Regions from separate parts of the Homo sapiens genome. Here region 2 is linked to region 1. A link is an interaction called in ENCODE POLR2A ChIA-PET data of the cell type or tissue named here. Cell type or tissue: HepG2. All regions are shown on one strand. Each heading gives the region's core, and the rest is flanking DNA. Links, peaks and the distances in the headings are about the cores only.

Evidence for each region. ChIA-PET counts read pairs that join two places held together with the same protein. Peaks named below come from ENCODE experiments on the same cell type or tissue, not always from the same donor. Only the 100,000 strongest peaks of a DNase experiment are listed, where the experiment ranks them.
Region 2: POLR2A ChIA-PET joins it to region 1 with 6 read pairs; 1 of 35 experiments calls an interaction of 5 or more read pairs at or near these places.

The regions. Positions count from the first base shown.
Region 1 is chr5:168,308,217-168,318,946 of GRCh38, reverse strand. The region is part of intron 1 of WWC1 (WW and C2 domain containing 1); the gene reads right to left. Among named protein-coding and RNA genes, the nearest start is that of WWC1, 22 kb to the right of the region's middle. RefSeq lists enhancers at 302-391, 4,135-4,658. In HepG2, for the core only: no CTCF peak of the experiment used is centred there; a DNase peak (open chromatin) is centred at 3,876; H3K4me3 peaks cover 952 bases.
Region 2 is chr5:168,586,926-168,597,655 of GRCh38, reverse strand. No RefSeq gene overlaps it. Among named protein-coding and RNA genes, the nearest start is that of PANK3, 13 kb to the right of the region's middle. In HepG2, for the core only: no CTCF peak of the experiment used is centred there; DNase peaks (open chromatin) are centred at 5,445 and 6,045; H3K4me3 peaks cover 750 bases.

The DNA.
Region 1 (10,730 bases), core at 2,720-5,219:
CAGCTTTAAAAAGGAAAGAAATTCTGACACAGCCGACAACATAGATAAACCTTGAGAACATTATGCTAAGTAAAATAGCCAGTCACAGGCCAGGCATGGTGGCTCATGCCTGTAATCCCAGCACTTTGGGAGGCCAAGGCGGGCAGATCACCTGAGGTTAGAAGTTTGAGACCAGCCTGGCCAACATGGTGAAATCCTATCTCTACTAAAGATACAAAAATTAGCCAGGTGTGGTAGCAGGTGCCTGTAATCCCAGCTATTTGGGAGGCTGAGGCAGGAGAATAGCTTGAACCCAGGAGGTGGAGGCTGCAGTGAGCTGAGACCACGCCATTGAACTCCAGCCTGGGCAACAAGAGCGAAACTCCATCTCAAAAAAAAAAAAAAAATAGCCAGTCACAAAAAATGACAAATACTCTAAGATTTCACTTATATGAGGCAGTCAGAGAAGTCAAATTCATAGAGACAGAAAGTAGAAGTTTTCAGAGTTTCAGTTTTGCAAGATGAAGAGCGTTCTAAAGATGGATGGTGGTGATGGTTGCACAATATGAATGTAGTTAACACCACAGAGCTGTACATCGGAAATGGTTAAAATGGTAAATTTTATATTACATATATTTTGCCACAATTAAAAATAAATTTTTAAAAAGTAAACTAAGAAAAGGTATCTGTGTAATAGATCTCAGAACCTTTATTATTGTAATTAAGGTAAAAATTATACAATCTTATAAAAAATTGGGAGCTGGTAACATTTCTGAACTTCTGGAACCAAGAGAACATTTGCAAACAGATTAAGTGTTGTGGACTTTCCATGATCTGCAGGCCAAGCCAAAGAGGTGATTAGCAGGCTTAAACTACTGATTTCTAATCAGAAAGTTAAAAAAAAAAAATCATACTTTATCAAAGAGAGCAGCAACAAAGGGCCAATAAACCCAGGAGTTACACAATAGAAGCTGAATTGTGCAGTATACCAAGACCCTCGGGTCTCTCCAGCACTGCATTCCTATCTGTGAACGTGTTCTCAGAAAGCCAGGATTTTCATGACGTCACTGGGCTATTGCATTACACTGATAACGCATCATTCAACACTGTATGACCTCTCACAAAGGCAGGCAGTGACTCTGAATGAAAATGAGGACATCTGGAAGGACATATTCTAGGAGTCATTAGGCAATTAGATCTAAACTGTCCCAGTCCACTTGCCTCTCCTTCCCACATAATCCAGCCTTTTAATCTCTCCAGTAAGCTAGGATCCTGGGAATACTGAGGAGCAGGACTTCTTTCTCTCTGAAAAGGCCTCTGTGTTCACATTTCTCAATAGCTGTATATCCTAAGAGGGCAGGAGGCAATGGGGGAAATAGGACAGGATGCCTTGGTGGGGGAAGTCCTGGGTTCAGTGCCTGGGAACTGACAAGAAGCATGGGTCTGGAGAGTCATCGCAGCCCTGTCTACTCTGCACCCCACTACCATCCTGCCAACCCCTGGGCCACACCTCCCATCCTCACTGTCCAACAGAGCAGGATCTGTGGGATCTGGCTGCGAGCTCCAGGAAGGAGGCAGGACTTCCTCCAGTGCCTGAATTCCAGGCACTGCACCCCGGAGAGTGCGAGAGCTTAACTAATTCTCAAATCAGGACACACAGACAAACGCTCTGAGAAATGTCAGAGAACTCAAGGAGGGTGAGTGATGTCACATCAACACGCCAAATACCTTGAGACAATGCAGCACTGGCAGGCACTTGGCTGCGAAGTCAGAGAGCCCAGACTGAAACCCCAACCCTCTTGCCAACTTGCTGTGTGACCTCGGTAAGTTCCCTAACCTCTCTGGGCCACAGCTGCCTCATCTGGAAGGTGAGGACAAGTGAAAATGTAAATGTCTATAAAATCCCTCAGTACGTGGCAGCTATCACTACTGCCGGGTGAGGTTTCCACAGCATCTAACAAGATTTTTGAACTATATTGTCACTTTACTCTTTTTTGAATATGAAATCTTGACCAAATGATAACAATGTACTATTTTCTTCCTGGAGGCAAATCAAGTGTAATTTGGTGAGAAGGGAAGAGAAAGGGAATGGGTTCAGAAACAACATTCTCATAAAGAAAAAAGCACAAAAGAAACTCAGTAATTGCCAAAACCTTGTAATACCTGACTCCCTCATGGAATCCCAGCAAATTTCAGAAGGATTCGGATACAGCCCATGTTGAACTAAAGCTGGAGTCTCCCCTTGGACCAATTCAATTCCAGAAGCATTTGCTAGGGCCTGCTGTGCACTTAGCCCTCAGCTGCTCGGCCCTGCTGCCTACAACCCAGCCAGTCCTTTCTTTCTCTTCAAGTAACCAAGGGGTTCTTCACCTACTGCAGACGTAGAGGGCAGGCTGCCCTCACCTGGACCTCCTGGGCTGAGTCCCCTGAGGTCACAGCAGTCTGGGCTGACCCTAGAGTCTCGCTAGGTCAGGCCTCTCCTTTCCAAAGCCACCCTGCCCGGAGCCAGCCCCACAAAAACACCCCCAGCCCTCACATACATGCAGATAAGCGAGCCAGCTTCCAGGAGGCACCCTGGACTGGTAAAGCAGGTTTCTGGTGCTCAGCTTGTTAAGAATAAGGAAATGCATTTTGTTTTTCAGAGCCAGGTGATGGACAATGTCCTTTCGATCCCAGGCACCTGCTCTCCCTTCACTGATGCGATGAAGACAGCCTGTCTGGGGCTGCTGGTATCTTTGTTTGATTTCTGTTGGGTCAACAGTTACCAGTTTGGCAAATAGCAATTGCGAGCCTCACAGAGAAAATCGTGGTCGCAAATTCTGAGAAACGCTGAGGGGGAAGGACTCTTGGGAGTTTCATGGTCCAATAGTTCTATTCTTCAGCTTCTCCTGCCTGAAAAGAGGGGGGAGGCCTGAGCATTCTAGCTGTCCTGGGTTTGGGGTCAGCCCTGGGACTGGAAAACTGTTCTTTCATCTGTTTTTCTGTAGCAGGAAGAATGTCAAGCTATGGAGTCTCCCTGAAATACAGACAGGGATCTGAGCTTACACCAGGGACACCGCAGTCCCAAACAGGTGGGCTGTGCCTCCTGCCAGCCAGAGCCTTGGCCTCTTCTTGGGTCTGATGCTCGCCCTCTGGCCCCAGACTTGACCTAGGAGTTCAGACTCACCAGGAGAGGAGTCAGAAGGTGACAGCTTCTTAACGGGAAGCGACCATTCGTCACCCCTACTCTGTAGCCCTTCCGTTGCCGCTCAGCACCCTTCACTTGCACTGATTCCTTTCTTAGTACCAATTATAGGCAAAACTTTCTGCTGGGCCTGGAGAGACTGGGCAGGATGCTTCCCCATTCAGGGGAGCAGTCAGGCAGAAAGAAACTACTACTTTGTGGTAGATTCATATTAGGAGAAAACACAGTGGGCCCCTACACAAGATGGGACAAAGATGGCAAGGAAGGCTCCCAGGGAGAGGTGGCCCTTCAGCTGAAGTTCACCAGGTGGGGCAGCACAGGGAGGTAGTATCAGAGCGCAGCGGGCACACGGTGTTGACACAAAGGAACGATCAAGCAAAGGGGCAAAGAGAGTGAGAGGTTTTCGAGATTAAGGTGTATTAGAATCATCTGGGTAGCATATAAAAATGCAGTTCCCAGAAGCCCCACTGGGATTCTGATTCAGTAGGCTTAGGGTGGCGGCCCAGGAATCTGCATTTTACAAGCTCCTCTGGGGAGTCTAAAGCAGGAAGTCTGTGGACCACACTCTGAGAAAGCCTGCTTTGAAGGAATGGAAAAAAAAAAAAAAAGTTATTTGTGGCTTTGATGGAATATTGGTTTATTTTCCTGGAATGTTCCCAAAGGGACTTTGGACAGCTCACTAATGACTCGTTCTTCAGTCATGTTACACAGACATACATGCCAACGTCAAACAAACTGGAAATGAATCTGGGGGGTGTCAGCAGCCTCCCTCACACCAACGGACTGAGTGTCTTCTGAGACGGGCGGGGGAGTGTTATCTCAGGAATGTGTTGGGGCAAGGTCCGTGCTTCCGATAAAATGCTGTGCACAGGTGAGCCAGGGCCTGGCGAGGGCAGTGTCCTAATCCCTGATGGGAAAGCCCTCTGGAATCTGGCCACACCTCCTGCCACCCTCATGCCAGGAAAGGTTAGTTGCTTCACGAGCCTCTCAGACTCTCTCTGCAGCCCGTGAATGGCTCCTTGTCCCCACCTGTACCCAGTCCCACACCTGGAGCCCACCTCTGGCTTCCCAGGACTGCTCCAGGCTCAGGTTCCCCCTGGCTGGGGCCAGGGTTTATGTTTAGGGGTCCCAGCTCACCCAACCAAAGCCTTGGCCCAAGGCATCATTGTGCTAGTCCCCTCACAGCAATATTTCTTTCCTTTTTTTTTCTTTTTTTGAGATGGAGTTTCACTCTTGTTGCCCAGGCTTGAGTCCAATGGCGCAATCTCGGCTCACTGCAACCTCCGCCTCCTGGGTTCAAGTGATTCTCCTGCCTCAGCCTCCTGAGTAGCTGGGATTACAGGTGTGCACCACCACACCTGGCTAATTTTGTGTTTTTAGTAGAGATGGGGTTTCTCCATGTTGGTCAGGCTGGTCTCGAACTCCCAACCTCAGGTGATCCACCCGCCTCAGCCTCCCAAAGTGCTGGGATTACAGGCATGAGCCACCATGCCTGGCCCCCTCACATCAATACTTCTCCCAGGCAGCCTGTGACTTACTTTGCCAGCTCAACTCCCTGCCTGGGAAACTTATTGTAGACTCCAGTTCCTCCTTGTCCTTTTCTTCCCTCTGTTCTCTGAGGACTGAAATCCTGCCTCTGTGCCTGCCACCTCATTGCTTATTAGAGCCAACAGGCACCACCCTGCCATGAGTGCTCCCACCTCTGGCTGGCCCTCATCCGCTGTCCCGTGTTCTGTAGCCCTGGTGACCTCCTGCATAGCCTGAGACTGCTCTGACCTTTGGCACCTGACCTTCTTGGTAGATGCACTGAGACCTCAGGACCTTGCATTTTCTCTGCAGGTGTGAACCCCTATCAATTGAGCTCCATCGCCCCACCCGGCTTCAATCTCTTATTTCACATGGGGCTCTGGGAATAAGCTGCGAAGCTCCTTTCTCTAGATAGTATTTATAGCTGGTTGTAAAAGTCCACTGTTTATTGATACCACAAGTATGTAGTGTGCCCTAAATCTGAACTAGAAAGAGGCACAGGCAGCCACAAAAGAAAAAAAGAAAAACAACAGAAGTAGTATTGAATAGTCAGTGCTACTCAATGTTAACATGCGTAAGTACCTCTGGGGATCTGGTTAAAATTCACATTCTGATTCAGGGGATCTGGGGTGCAGCCCGGGATTCTGCTTTTTTTTTTTTTCGTTTTTGAGACAGTCTCGCTCTGTCACCCAGGCTGGAGTGCAGTGGTGCAATCTCGGCTCACTGCAACCTCCACCTCCTGGGTTCAAGCAATTCTCCTGCCTCAGCCTCCTGAATAGCTGGGATAACAGATGCCCGCCACCACGTCTGGCTAATTTTTGTATTTTTAGTAGAGACGGGGTTTCGCCATGTTGGCCAGGCTGGTCTCAAACTCCTGAACTCAGGTGACCCACCCATCTCGGCCTCCCAAAGTTCTGGGACTACAGGCATGAGCACTGTGCCCGGCTGGGATTCTGCATTTCTAATAAACTCCCAGGCAATGCTGACGTGCTGGTCCACGGCCCACACTTCAAGTAGCAAGAGGGTAGGAATCACACAGACAAACAGGAGTTTGCCACAGGGGTTTGAGGCAGAAACCACCAGGCCCTGTGAACTGCCATGAGCATTCAGAGCAATTTACTTTCAAAGTTCTGAGAAAGAATGTCCTTAGGCTGGGCACAGTGGCTCATGCCTGTAATCCTTGCACTTTGTGAGGCCGAGGCGGGTGAATCACTTGAGGTCAGGACTTCGAGACCAGCCTGGCAAACATGACGAAACCCTGTCTCCACTAAAAATACAAAATTAGCCAGGTGTGGTGGCACACGCCTGTAGTCCCAGCTACTCGAGAGGCTGAGACAGGAGAATTACTTGAGTCTGGGAGATGGAGGTTGCAGAGATCATGCCATTGCAATCCAGCCTGGGCAACAGAGCTAGACTCTAAAAAAAAAAAAAAAAAAAAAAAGTACTTAGGATACCAGTCACCCATGACCTACCCTGAGTGGGCAGCTGCTGCGGTTGGCACCACATGACCCCTGACGTCTCCTGTACCAAGTGATAGTCCAGCTCAAGGCTGGCTCTGTGATATTTTCAACTCAGCATCTCTCATGATTTGCAGCAGCTGAGCTGAAGGGTTAGGAGGCATAGGCTGGGGCCATGAAGTCCATTGCGGTCACCTGCAAACTAATGCTGTGATACTGTAATAACCATTAACATTTTAAAGCATTTATGATGAGCCTTGCTTCTCTGCTAAATGCCTTAAATAAGATAATCCATGCTTAATTCTCACAACAACCCTTCAAAGTAGATGGCAGTTTAAGACCACAAGCTCTGGAGCCAGACAACTTGAGCTTGAATCCTGGCTTTGCCACTTTCTAGCTGTGCGACCTTGGGCAAATTACTCAATCCCCCTGTGCCGCCACGTCTTCATCTCTAAATAACGACAATATTAGTACCTTTCTCAGAAGGTTGGTATGATGGTTAGTTGAGCTAATAAATATAAAACAGTTAGAACTGTGCTTTGCACTCAATAAAATCTTGGTTATTGTTCCTTTTTTTTTTTTTGAGACGGCGTCTCGTTCTGTCACCCAGGCTAGAGTGTAATGGTGCAATCTCGGTCACTGTAACCTCTGTCTCCCAGGTTCAAGTGATTCTCCTGCCTCAGCCTTCTGAGTAGCTGGGATTACAGGCATGCACCACAATGCCTGGCTAATTTTTGTATTTTTTTTTTTTTAGACTGAGTCTTGCTCCGTCACCCAGGCTGGAGTGCAGTGGCACGATCTCAGCTCACTGCAACCTCTGCCTCCCAGGTTCAAGAGATTCTCCTGCTTCAGCCTTCTGAGTAGCTGGGATTACAGGTGTGCGCCACCATGCCCGGCTAATTTTTGTAATTTTTTTTTTTTTTTAGACTGAGTCTTGCTCTGTTGCCTAGACTGGAGTGCAGTGGCACAATCTCGGCTTACTGCAACCTCTGCCTCCCAGGTTCAAGCAATTCTCCTGCCTCAGTCTCCTGAGTAGCTAGAACTACAAACACCTGCCACCACACCCAGCTAATTTTTTGTATATCATTTTTAGTAGAGATGGGGTTTTGCCATGTTGGCCAGGCTGGTCTTGAACTCCTGACCTCAGGTGATCCACCTGTCTTGGCCTCCCAAAGTGCTGGGATTACAGACGTGAGCCACTGTGCCTGGTCTATTATTACCCTTAGCCTTATTTTTACAAAGCAAGGGAACAGGCTCAAAGTGATTAAGCAGCTTGCCGAGGGTCACACGCTAGTAAGAGGCAGAACTGACTCATAAATGAGGGTTTTAGGAGGCAGAGGAAACCATGACATAGGTGGGTAGGTATAGAGGGAGGTGTGGGGAGATGCTGCTGCCTCGGTTCCTCACACCTCCCTGTTGCAGCCCGCACCTGCCCAGCAGCAGGGGCCGCTATTCCTTGCCTGAGATTCCTGTGCTTTTTTCCAGAGCCATCTTGTATGGGCCTCTGTAGCCTTCGACCAGAAAGGGCCTGACTTGAAGCAGACCCCTTCCTGCTGGAAGTAGGGAGGGAGGCAGATGACAGATGTCCCATGGAGCAGGAGGCACTAGGTGCTGCCTGGGAGGGGAGGGGAGGAGTCAATGCATACAGGTGGGGCTGGTGAGCTGCAGTCCAGCAGGAAGAATGGCAAAGTGTAGGGCATGCTTGGGAACTGACACCAACCCAGGTAGGCTAGAAGCCAAGGACCAATGAAGAGAACTCAGCAACCATGGCTACCAATTATTGGCACCTGCAAGGGTGATGGGCACTCTGCAAAGTGCTTTACTTTATTTATTCAGTTTAATCCTCATAAAAACTGCATGAACTAGTGTGGTTATGTAAGAGAACAACCTTATTTCTTAGGAAATTCACACCAATGTATTTAGCAGTAAAAAGAAACGTATCTCCAAGTTATGCTTTTTTTTTAGACAGGGTCTCCCTCTGTCACCCAGGCTGGAGTGCAGTGGCACAATCATGGCTCACGGCAACCTCGACCCCCTGGGTCCAAGTGATCCTTCCACCTCAGCATTCCACAAGATGATGGAACCACAGGCATGCACTACTATGCCTGGCTAATTCTTTTATTTTTTGTGCAGACAGAGGTCTCCCTATGTTGCCCAGGCTGGTCTTGAACCCCTGGGCTCAAGCTATCCTCCCACCTTGGCCTCCCAAAGTGCTGAATTTACAGGCATGAGCCACTCTGTGCCTGGCCTCCAACTTACTCTTAAATGGTGTTTGTTTGTACATAAATATTTTATATATATCTATAAATGATATACATTATATGTACAATTTCTATATCTTTGGATACATTATATATACTCAGAGATACAGAAATGGGGTGTATATATATATATACACACACACAATTTAAATGGTTTAGATAAATAATTATATATAATATATTCAGAGAGAAAGAATAAGAGAATATAAGGTAAATGGTCAACGCAAAAAAACTGGTAAATCTGGGTAAAGGGTATATGGAAATTTCTTGTACTATTTTTGAAATTTTCCTATATGTTTGAAATATTAAAATTAAAGAGATACAAAAATATTACAGGGGAAAGGTCTTCTTAAGACACTTAAAAATAGGATGAAGTAAACACTATCATTCTCATTCTTACAGATGAGGAAAGTGAGGCAAAATATGAGATGCTTAGAAGATAAGGGTGAGACCAGCTTCGAGAAGGTCAGCAGTGTGTCCCCCAGCACCCCAAGGGGACAGGGAAGGGGGAGGGCTGGTCAGCGCTGGGTTGTGTTAGACTGAGCTGGTACCCTCTCATGGTAATGGCAGAAAAGGCAAGAGGCGAAGTTGTTTGAGACCAGAATGGGATTCAGTTTTCGATTTGTTGTAGTTTGTCGTGCTTGTCTAGACACAGAAATGATGTCCAGTGGGTACCTAGAAACAGACACCTGTGGCTTCATGGCAGAGGAGGTGGTTGAGGGCTTGGGGACACAGGACACCCCTAGGGAAGAGCAAAGAGGGAGAGGTCTCCATGTTCTACTAAGACAGAGGGAGAGGTCTCTATGTTCTACTTAGAGGGAGAGGTGTCTATTTTCTACTAAGACAGAGGGAGAGGTCTCTATTTTCTAAGACAGAGGGAGAGGGGTCTATTTTCCACTAAGCTTCTATAGGAATAAACAGAAAAGGAATGAGGTGTCAGAGCCTGCAAAAGAAAGGGTGGCAGAACTTGGCAGCTAGATGAAGGAAGAAGGAATGGAGATGGATGTTTCTGGAAATAGGGGCTGCCTGTGGAGAGGGGGCTGGGTAGGTAGGGACCAGGTGTGAGGAAGATCTACATTCCACTATGCACCCTTTGGACCTTAAGCATGGGAACCATGCCTATGTTGTAATCATTACAGAGATACCGTCTCACGGTAATGGCAAAAAAGGCCAGAGGCAAAGTTGTTTGAGACCAGGACTGGATTCAATTTTCGATTTGTTGTTTGCGGTGCTTGTCTAGACACAGAAATGTCCAGTAGGTACCCAGAAATGGGCACCGGAGGCTTCATGGCAAAGGATGTGGTTGAAGGCTTGGGGACACAGGACACCCCTAGGGAAGAGCAAAGAGGGAGAAGAGTGCAAAATGCCCCACCTCCTCTGGATGAGGATGACCCTGTAAAGGAAGGGAGTTGGGAGCACTGCTAGGTGCTACAGGAGGTCAAGGAGGATACCACTGTGTGGCCCCTGGTGACACTTCTGGAACCTCGCTCTGAGGCTGGGGTGGGAGAAGGAGGGATGGAGGTGCTGAGGCATGAATGGGGGCAGTGGAGGCAGTGGATGTGGGACTCTTCTATGTTCTTCAGGTAAAGGGGCACCAGGTGGGGTTTGCAGATTGAAGACTTCTTCTTGGAGAGGGAGCCCCTGAGCATACTGGAGAACTGAAAGTCCATGAAAGACTGAAGAAAGGAAGAGATTGTTTTGATGTGAGGACCAAGAAGTGGGCCAGGTTGTGGAGGAGGCTGAAGGGATTCTAGCTGGGTCTCTACATTGATTTGCAATTTGGCACAAATCTATTCCCTTGATCAGTGGTTCTCAAACTGAAGATTCCATCAAAATCACTTGGAGGTTCTCTTTACAAATGTGGAGTCTGGGTTCCACCTCCAGAGATTCTGACTGGGGTAGGGCCTTGGAACCTGCATTTGAGCCACTCTCTTTAGAAGTTCAGATGCACGTGGCCAACAGATGACACTGCCTTGAGAGCTCCTCTGCCAAGGTCAAGAAAAAAACATTGCTTGTTGCCAATAAAGTGCCATGAACTCCTGCGCAAAATGATGAAAACTCCAGTTGAAGAGGCATCACTATAGATGTATTTTATTTAAAGCTAAAAGCAAACTCAGTTTTTCTGACTACAGAACTTTCTAACTTTATCCTCTGACCTTTGGAGCCAGTGACAAGGCCTGTTATTTTCCAATCCAGCATGCTCTGATTTTCCTAATCTGTAATTATTTTGCTTGTTTTTATTATTTGTCTGTAAGATCCATGTAGGGTGACAGCAATTCACTGCTCTGCCTTTTCCTAGCACAGTTCTCAAAGAAGGGATGG
Region 2 (10,730 bases), core at 3,889-6,388, 280 kb before region 1:
TTAAGAAATAGCTTCCCAGCAAAGGGTGGGTACAGCATCTCTTGTTAAGAACACAGAAAGGTTTAACTCAACAACCCTTTCAAACAGACAAAATCCTTCTAAGAAGCTTAAGGGGTGCTTACTGTTTCTCTTTATTAAACAATTGGATTTCTAAGAATATTAAGGGCATTGTCCCACAGCAGCCTCAAAAGGAACCTAAGGCAGAAAGGACTCATATGAGCCAAAAGGATGTGAGGTCACAGCTTTTTTCCCAATGGAGGAAACCCCAGTAAGAATCATAGAAAATTCTCAGTGTTTTAGAAGCTGCTTGGACTAAAAGGGAAGGAGACAGTACAAGGTGAAAAGGGAGCTTTGGATCTCAAAACCTCTATGGGCAGAAAGGAGGCTGAGAAAACCACCCAGGGGGAAAAACCACCCAGGTTACATTTTAGAAAAAGGAAGATTAAATTCAGAAATTGGAACCAAGAGCCCAGAAGGCAAAGCCGTAGAGAATCATTGAGTAGAAATGGACTGTGATCAAGGAACCAGCAACACGTGCCTGACAGGATTTCATAATTGCCACAAACCAGCAACTGCTGTGCACCTCCTGTTTTCTCTCTCTCTTTTTCTTTTTTGTTTTTGTTTTGTTTGTTTGTTTGTTTGTTTCAACCAAAGTTGAAATGAAGGAAAAAGTGTTAAGGGCAGCCAGAGAGAAAGGTCTGGTTACCCACAAAGGGAAGCCCATCAGACTAACAGTGGATCTCTTGGCAGAAACTCTACAAGCCAGAAGAGAGTGGGGGCCAATATTCAACATTCTTAAAGAAAAGGATTTTCAACCCAGAATTTCATATCCAGCTAAGCTAAGCTTTTTAAGTGAAGGAGAAATAAAATCCTTTACAGACAAGCAAATGCTGAGAGATTTTGTCATCACCAGTCATGCCTTACGAGAGCTCTTGAAGGAAGCACTAAACATGGAAAAGAACAACTGGTACCAGCCACTGCAAAAACATGCCAAACTGTAAAGACCATCAATGCTAGGAAGAAACTGCATCAACTAATGGGCAAAATAACCAGCTAACATCATAATGACAGGATCAAATTCACACATAACAATATTAACCTTAAATGTAAATGGGCTAAATGCCCCAATTAAAAGACACAGACTGGCAAATTGGATAAAGAGTCAAGACCCATCAGTGTGCTGTATTCAGGAGACCCATCTCATGTGCAGAGACACACATAGGCTCAAAATAAAGGGATGGAGGAAGATCTACCAAGCAAATGGAAAACAAAAAATAGCAGGGGTTGCAATCTTAGTCTCTGATGAAACAGACTTTAAACCAACAAAGATCAAAAGACACAAAGGCCATTACATAATGGCAAAGGGATCAATTCAACAAGAAGAGCTAACTATCCTAAATACATATGCATCCAATACAGAAGCACCCAGATTCACAAAGCAAGTCCTTAGAGACCTACAAAGAGACTTAGACTCCCACACAATAATAATGGGAGACTTTAACAACCCACTGTCAATGTTAGACAGATCAACGAGACAGAAGGTTAACAAGGATATCCAGCACTTGAACTCAGCTCTGCACCAAGCAGACCTAATAGACATCAACAGAACTCTCCACCCCAAATCAACAAAATATACATTATTCTCAGCACCACACCACACTTACTCCAAAATTAACCACATAGTTGGAAGAAAACCACTCCTCAGCAAATGCAAAAGAACAGAAATCACAACAAACTGTCTCTCAGACCACAGTGCAATCAAATTAGAACTCAGGATTAAGAAACTCACTCAAAACCACACAACTACATGGAAACTGAACAACCTGTTCCTGAATGGCTACTGGGTAAATAATGAAATGAAGGCAGAAATAAAGATGTTCTTTGAAACCAATGAGAACAAAGACAAAATGTACCAGAATCTCTGGGACACATTTAAAGCAGTGTGTAGAGGGAAATTTATAGCACTAAGTGCCCACAAGAGAAAGCAGGAAAGATCTAAAATCGACACCCTAACATCACAATTAAAATAACTAGAGAAGCAAGAGCAAATAAATTCAAAAGCTAGCAGAAGGCAAGAAATAGCTAAGATTAGAGCAGAACTGAAGGAGACAGAGACACAAAAAACCCTTCAAAAAATCAATGAATCCAGGAGCTGGTTTTTTTAAAAAGATCAACAAAATTGATAGACCACTAGCAAGACCAATAAAGAAGAAAAGAGAGAAGAATCAAATAGATGCAATAAAAAATGATAAAGGGGATATCACTACTGATCCCACAGAAATACAAACTACCATCAGAGAATACTATAAACACCTTTACACAAATAAACTAGAAAATCTAGAAGAAATGGATAAATTCCTGGACATATACACCCTCCCAAGACTAAACCAGGAAGAAGTTGAATCTCTGAATAGACCAATAACAGGCTCTGAAATTGAGGCAATAATTAATAGCGTACCAACCAAAAAAAGTCCAGGACCAGACGGATTCACAGCCAAATTCTACCAGAGGTACAAAGAAGAGCTGGTACCATTCCTTCTGAAACTCTTCCAATCAATAGAAAAAGAGGGAATCCTCCCTAACTCATTTTATGAGGCCAGCATCATCCTGATACCAAAGCCTGGCAGAGACAAAACAACAACAAAAAAAAGAATTTTACGCCAATATCCCTGATGAACATCGATGCGAAAATCCTCAATAAAATACTGACAAACCGAATCCAGCAGTGCATCAGAAAGCTTATCCATCACGATCAAGTCAGCTTCATCCCTGGGATGCAAGGCTGGTTCAACACACACAAATCAATAAACATAATCAATCACATAAACAGAACCAAAGTCAAAAACCGCATGATTATCTCAATAGATGCAGAAAAGGCCTTCAACAAAATTCAACAGCCTTTCATGCTAAAAACTTTCAATAAACTAGGTATTCATGGAATGTATCTCAAAATAATAAGAGCTATTTATGACAAACCCACAGCCAATATCATAATGAATGGGCAAAAACTGGAAGCATTCCCTTTGAAAATTGGCACAAGACAGGGATGCCCCCTTTACCACTCCTATTCAACATAATGTTGGAAGTTCTGGCCAGGGCAATCAGGCAAGAGAAAGAAATAAAGGGCATTCAATTAGGAAAAGAGGAAGTCAAATTGTTCCTGTTTGCGGATAACATGATTGTGTATTTAGAAAACCCCATCGTCTCAGCCCAAAATCTCCTTAAGCTGATAAGCAACATCAGCAAAGTCTCAGGATACAAAATCAATGTGCAAAAATCACAAGCATTCCTATACACCAATAACAGGCAACCACAGAGCCAAATCATGACTGAACTCCCATTCACAATTGCTACAAAGAGAATAAAATACCTAGGAATCCAACTTACAAGGGATGTGAAGGACCTCTTCAAGGAGAACTACAAACCACTGCTCAACGAAACAAAAGAGGACACAAACAAATGGAAGAACATTCCATGCTCATGGATAGGAAGAATCAATATCGTGAAAATAGCCATACTGCCCAAGGTAATTTATAGATCCAGTGCCATCCCCATCAAGCTACCAATGACTTTCTTCACAAAACTGGAAAAAAACTACTTTAAAGTTCACATGGAACCAAAAAAGAGCCTGCATTGCCAAGACAATCCTAAGCAAAAAGAACAAAGCTGGAGGCATCACACTACCTGACTTCAAACTATGCTACAAGGCTACAGTAACGAAAACAGCAAGGTACTGGTACCAAAACAGAGATATAGACCAATGGAACAGAACAGAGGCCTCAGAAATAACACCATACATCTACAACCATGTGATCTTTGACAAACCTAACAAAAACAAGAAATGGGGAAAGGATTCCCTATTTAATAAATGGTGCTGGGAAAACTGGCTAGCCATATGTAGAAAGCTGAAACTGGATCCCTTCCTTACACCTTATACAAAAATTAATTCAAGATGGATTAAAGACTTAAATATTAGACCTAAAACCATAAACACCCTAGAAGAAAACTAGGCAATACCATTCAGGACATAGGCATGGGCAAGGACTTCATGACTAAAATACCAAAAGCAATGGCAACAAAAGCCAGAATAGACAAATGGGTTCTAACTAAACTAAAGAGCTTCTGCACAGTAAAAGAAACTACCATCAGAGTGAACAGGCAACCTACAGAATGGGAGAAAATTTTTGCAATCTACCCCTCTGACAAAGGGCTGATATCCAGAATCTACAAAGAACTTAAACAAATTTACAAGAAAAAATCAAACAACCGCATCAAAAAGTGGGAAAAGGATATGAACAGACGCTTCTCAAAAGACATTTACGCAGCCAACAGACACATGAAAAAATGCTCATCATCACTGGCCATCAGAGAAATGCAAATCAAAACCACAATGAGATACCATCTCACACCAGTTAGAATGGCGATCACTAAAAGGTCAGGAAACAACAGGTGCTGGAGAGGATGTGGAGAAATAGGGACACTTTTATACTGTTGGTGGGACTATAAACTAGTTCAACCATTATGGAAGACAGTGTGGCGATTCCTCAAGGATCTAGAACTAGAAATACCATTTGACCCAGCCATCCCATTACTGGGTATATACCCAAAGGATTATAAGTCATGCTGCTATAAAGACACATGCACACATATGTTTACTGCAGCACTATTCACAATAGCAAAGACTTGGAACCAACCCAAATGTCCATCAATGATAGACTGGATTAAGAAAATGTGGCACATATACACCATGGAATACTATACAGCCATAAAAAATGATGAGTTCATGTCCTTTGTAGGGACATGGATGAAGCTGGAAACCATCATTCTGAGCAAACTATCACAAGGACAGAAAACCAAACACCGCATGTTCTCACTCATAGGTGGGAACTCAACAATGAGAACGCTTGGACACAGGGTGGGGAACATCACACACAGGGGCCTGTCATGGGGTAGGGGGAGGGGGGAGGGATAGCATTAGGAGATATACCTAATGTAAATGACGTGTTAATGGGTGCAGCACACCAACATGGCACACGTATACACATGTAACAAACCTGCACGTTGTGCACATGTACCCTAGAACTTAAAGTATAATAAAAATATATACATTCTAAATGTATCTCAAATCATAAAGAATCTATTAGCAGGAATAAAAACATTCTGTGTGACAAGAAAAAAAATCAGAAAATGCATGTAAATCCCTTAGCTCAGTGCCTGCTACATAGTAAGTGCTCAACAAATAGCTGTCTTCATTGTTACTTGGTCATTGATATTGGTTGAGCTGGTGTTGACTGGCATGGCCTCAAATAATGAATAGGACTTCTAGGTAAGAGTACTAAGAATTCTATTAAGCATGCTGGGCAAGTGCCAGTTTGCCTTGTGCAACAGGCTCTGTGGCTGGATAACTCTGGAAGCAGAAATTCCAAACAGAGTCTAGCTATTTGTTTGGTTCCAGATAGAAATCACTCCAGTTCAGCTGCTATTGGAAACTTACTCATCTGCTAACCTTGAGGATCAGTGGCTGTGAAGGTAAACAGGAAAAAAGTAAACAAGGTAAAAGAGACAGACTTCTGTATCATGAGCGAGATCAGCCTTGCTCACAAAGGCTCAACTTCTCTAGAATGGACAGAGAATCTAGCTTGATTTTATATTAGCTAGTCATTTTTGCCAGTTAAATGTTAATTAAAAATTGACTTGCACAAAAACTGAAAGTTTGTGCTGAAGAACATCCATAGCAAAAGGTGGTGAGGCTCCTGCCACAAGGAAGCTTGTTATCTAGTAAATGCTATGAATTCACTCATTCTTACATTTATTCTCTCATTCCACCACCAGAATGCCTTCCCTTAGCTGGTTTCTTTGCCTCCTGTCCCGCCTAAGCTGTTATCTTTACCACAGCCAGAGTAAACTTTCCAAAATACAGTTCTAATCCTGACATTCCCCTGCTTTTAAATCTTTGGTGGGTCCCTTTTCCTTGAACAAAGTCCAAACTCTAACATGGTTCACAAGAAACTTTATGATCGGGCTTGAAACCTCCCAGTGGCTTTGAATTGCTTTTGAAATAGAATCCACACTCTTCCTTGTGTCCTACTAGGGAACTCAGGCAGCTTAAGGAACTTGCTTAAGTGGTAGAGCCCACTCTGACTGATTCCAAAGCCCATGCTCCAAACCAGAGCTGCTCAAAGCAGCTTTACAGTGAACTATTTGTTAATGGTCCAAGCCTAGGGCAGTGACAGCCTGGGTCAAAATGTAAATCAATGCAATGCTACCTTCATGGAGAAAGTCTTACTGTGAAGAAAATACCAGCTGAACTACAAACAGTATGATTAGTGATGCAGTTGACTTACCTCCTGCTCCATATCTTGTTGGAAGCCAAAAGCAGTCTGGGGATCAGCAGCCATCTGTGTACCACACTTTGAATAGCATTGCTCTAACCTGACCCCCACGCTGTACAGTAAGTCCTCACTTAACATTGTCAATAAAATCTTGGAAACGCAACTTCAAGCAAAACGATGTATAAGGAAACCAATTTGGCCATAGGCTAATTGATACTAACAAGAGTTAAATTCCTATGGCATAGTTCTGGTAACAGAATCATCACTAAACTTCTCATAAAGACTGAAAACACTTCTAAAAGTTAAACATTGAAACAAATGTGAGCTATACAGTCATTTAGGAAAGATTAATAAAAAGAGATAAGAGAATTATTTACCCAATTAATCCAGTTCAAGGTCCTGGGTGGCTGGGGCCTATCCTGGCAGCTCAGGGCACAAGGCAGGCACTAGCCCTGGACAGGACGTTATCCCATTGCAGAGCGCACTCACGCACACACCCACATTCACTCACACTGGGACCTTTCAGACACACCAATTAACCTCAGGTGTGCATCTTTGGGATAGTATCCTAGTGAGAGGAAAACAGAGTACCTGGAGAAAATCCATGCAGACTTGGGGAGAATGTGCAGACTCCACACAGACAGTGGCCCCAGCTGGGAAGAGATTTTTTTTTTCTCATCAACATAATGAAACGGCGTTGAAGGAAATGATGTTATTTGAAGACGTGCTGTTTTCTTACTCTTCTTATTCCTTAGCTGAGGTCTTCATATGAGGCACCTGATTTACTCCTGGCCCCTTCTTTCCTGCCTTCTGTGGACTTCTGCACAGGAACTGTCAGATAATCTGTATCATAGATGAAGAAGGGGTTTTAAAAAGTATATCCTACTTTTCAAAGCCAGCAAGAAAACCTTTTTTGGAATTATCCTCAGTTTGGGAATTTTCACAAGGCTCTAAGTTCCAGAAAGCTATTCTTGCTGGCTAGTTGGCTAAGCTTTCAGTAAAAGCCCTGATTTCCACAGCAGAACTGTGCAAACTATTCTTATATGCACTGGCCTCACAGCTAAGGCAGTGGCAGCCTCAAAAATCCTGAGATGCGGAATTCTATGATCCTGTCCTTATGTGCTCTTAGTCCTTCCTTATACTGCTGAGGAGCTCCCTAATCAGTCTTCCTCCATTCTCCATCACCATGGGCTTTCTACTAGCTTTTTCACTTCTAGCCTTACTGAATAGCCCCACCACACACACACACACACACACACACACACACACACGCACACACACACCATGCTAAGATCTTTAGTGGTAGCAGCCGTTAGGAAAGGTTTGCTTATTCATTCTTTTGTTTATTCAAATATTCGGTCGGAACTGTCTCTGTACCAGGAACTGTGTTAAAAGTTAGGAACACAATGGTAAACAATAAAAAAGACAGCCGCGCCCTCTGGGAGCTTTCTGAGCTGAGTGAGGATGTCAGACTAAATGACATCGTGATGAATGATATAAATAAAAGTATTAAAGTTCTATGAGGGCCGGGCACAGTGGCTCACACCTGTAATCCCAGCACTTTGGTAGGCTGAGGCGGGCAAATCAATTGAGGCCAGGAGTTTGAGACCAGCCTGGCCAAGATGGTGAAACCCTGTCTCTATTAAAAATTACAAAATTAGCTGGGTGTGGTGGTGCATGCCTGTAATCCCAGATATTCAGGAGGCTGAGGCACAAGAATCACCTGAACCCGGGGAACGGAAGTTGCAGTGAGCCGAGATAGCACCACAGCTTGGGCGACAGAGCAAGACTGTCTCAAAAATAAATAAATAAATAAATAAATAAATAAATAAATAAATAAATAACTTATCTGAGAAAGTAAAGCAGGCACCTATCTTAGAAAGTAAACTAATCTGTTTGCAGGCAGAAGTGATACTTACATTGAGACTTAAATGTCATCATGAATTTTTGTCTAATAGTCAACATCAAGCCAACTCTTTTGTTCCCAATGCCAAGTACTGAGTTGAACACTTTAGATGCATGAAGTGATTTCATCTTCACAAAGACTCAATGGCAAGGGAGCCATTTTTATCCCCATTTTATAGATGAGAAAACTGAGAAGCAAAATTACCACTCTAAAGTTGCACAACCAATCAGGGATTGGGACCTAATTCTGCCTGATTACAATGCCTAGTTTTTAACCACTCTACTCTAACCTGATGAAAGCCTTGATAAATACACTATTAGGCATCGCAAGTCCAGGAAGAGGGCCACCTGTAATTAGAGCTGCCCCTGATTAAACATCGTGTGAGGAAGTACATGATGGCTCCTAGGCCACACTGTCTAGTCCCACCCTTCTAAAATACCGTGATTCATTCCTACAAGAGGTGCTAGACTGCTTTTGTTGTCATTAATTATGTTTCTAGAAGTTTCTACAAGAATAAGACTTTCCAGGTTGCATCTGAAGGACCTGGGCCAACACCCATCCAATTTAATTATTTGTAAGTCCCCATATGGGGGCAGATCCCCTGCTAGGCTTGGGGACACTGAACAGAATAAGTCACAATGCTAGCCTTCAAACAGCTCATCTGGCAGTGAAAGAGACAGGCAAGTAAACGGATCACTGTATTATTTTGCAGTGAGTGAGAAAACTAGAAGCACATGCAGGGACCAGAAGTAGCATAGAAGAGAGGAAGCTTTTCTGGAGGAGGGGATTTCTAGGTTGGGTTTTAAAGTAGAAAAACGTGTTCAATGAAACTCAAAAAGAGAGTCTTCCACTTGTGAAAGGAGTGAGGACATCAGGCAGCAGCAAGCATTTAGTTTGCTAGAAGCTGCTTTTGTCTGATTGGAACATATAATGAAGGGTGAGTAGAGGCATGAGATGCAGCTAAAGAGATACACAGAGGCCAATCATGACTGGTCTTATACCCTAGGCTCAGGAGCTGGGATTTTTATCTTGAAGACAACATGTCAGGAAGAGACAAGGTCCTAAGCCCTGAAAATGATACATTCTGGTTTGCTATTGAGAAAACTCTCTCTGGCATGGGTAAAGAGGGTGGGTCAGATAAAGGCAGGCAAGAGGCAAGAAGGGTCTTTTTTTTTATTTTTTAGAGACAGAGTCTTGCTATGTTGCCCCATCTGGTCTCGAACTCCTGGCCTCAACTGATCTTCCTGCCTCAGCTACCTCAGCCTCTTGAGTCATTGGGATTACAGGCATGAGCCATCACACCTGCCAGGAAGGGTCTTGTTTGTTTGTTTGTTTGTTTGAGATGGAGTCTGGATCTGTCGCCCAGGCTTGAGTGCAGTGGCGCAATCTCAGCTCACTGCGGCCTCTGCCTCCTGGGTTCAAGCGATTCTCCTGCCTCAGCCACCTGAGTAGCTGGAATTACAGGTGCGTGCCACCATGCCTGGCTAATTTTTGTATTTTTAGTAGAGACAGGGTTTCACCATGTAGGCCAGGCTGGTCTCGAACTCCTGACCTCAAATGATCCACCAGCCTCGGCCTCCCAAAGTGCTGGATTATAGGTATGAGCCACCATGCCCACCAGAAAGGGTCTTTAAGAGTATAAATGAGAGACGCAGAGGCTGGTGCTCAGTTGAGAGCAGTGAGGTTGGACGGAAAGGAAGAGACAGGAAGGTAACAGCAGGAAGACTCGGTGACTGGTTGGATGTGCACTGTGACGGGGCAGGAGGAGTCCAGAATGACTCCTAACTTTCTGTGCTGGGCAAGTGGGTGGTGGATGGAACCACCAGCTGAAACAGGGCCTTTAGGGAAATGAAGAGGGAGTGGGAGAATGATGAAACTGGACTATTGAGGTGGAGGTGCCAGGAGGCAGGGATCGGCAGGCAGAGGAGAACTCCAGGGAGAGGCTCTTCCCTGCTCCCTAGGAAATGCCTGGTAGGATGCATTCCTGGGCAGAGCAGAAGTCTGTGACACCCACACTGGGGGCCTCTGAGATGAAAATCACCAACTGCTGAAACCAGCTGACTCCTATGGCAAGACATGCCTAGCATCCCCAACCTGAGCTGAGGAGTGGCTGGGAGAATCAACCACTTATTTACTCTCCAGGCTTCCCTTCTTAGTAAATGACACAACTACCTGTCTCCTCTGAAGTGCAAGCCCAAACCCTAAAACCTACTACACTTCCTGCCTCCTTTTCCCCATACCCATGCATCTAATCTAATTAATCTTCAACAATCACTCCATCTCAAACAGTCCCGATCATTCTTGGTCCCCTTATCTTGCCGTATCATCTTCATAGCATTTATATGATCTAAAATGATATTATACTGCTGCCTACTGGTTTACTACCTTTGTTGTCTCTGGAGCGTAGGCTCCAGGAGGGCAGGGGCCTTATCCCATTCATCTCCATATCCCTAATCCCTAGAACAGTGCCTGGTGCATTGTCAGAGCTCAAT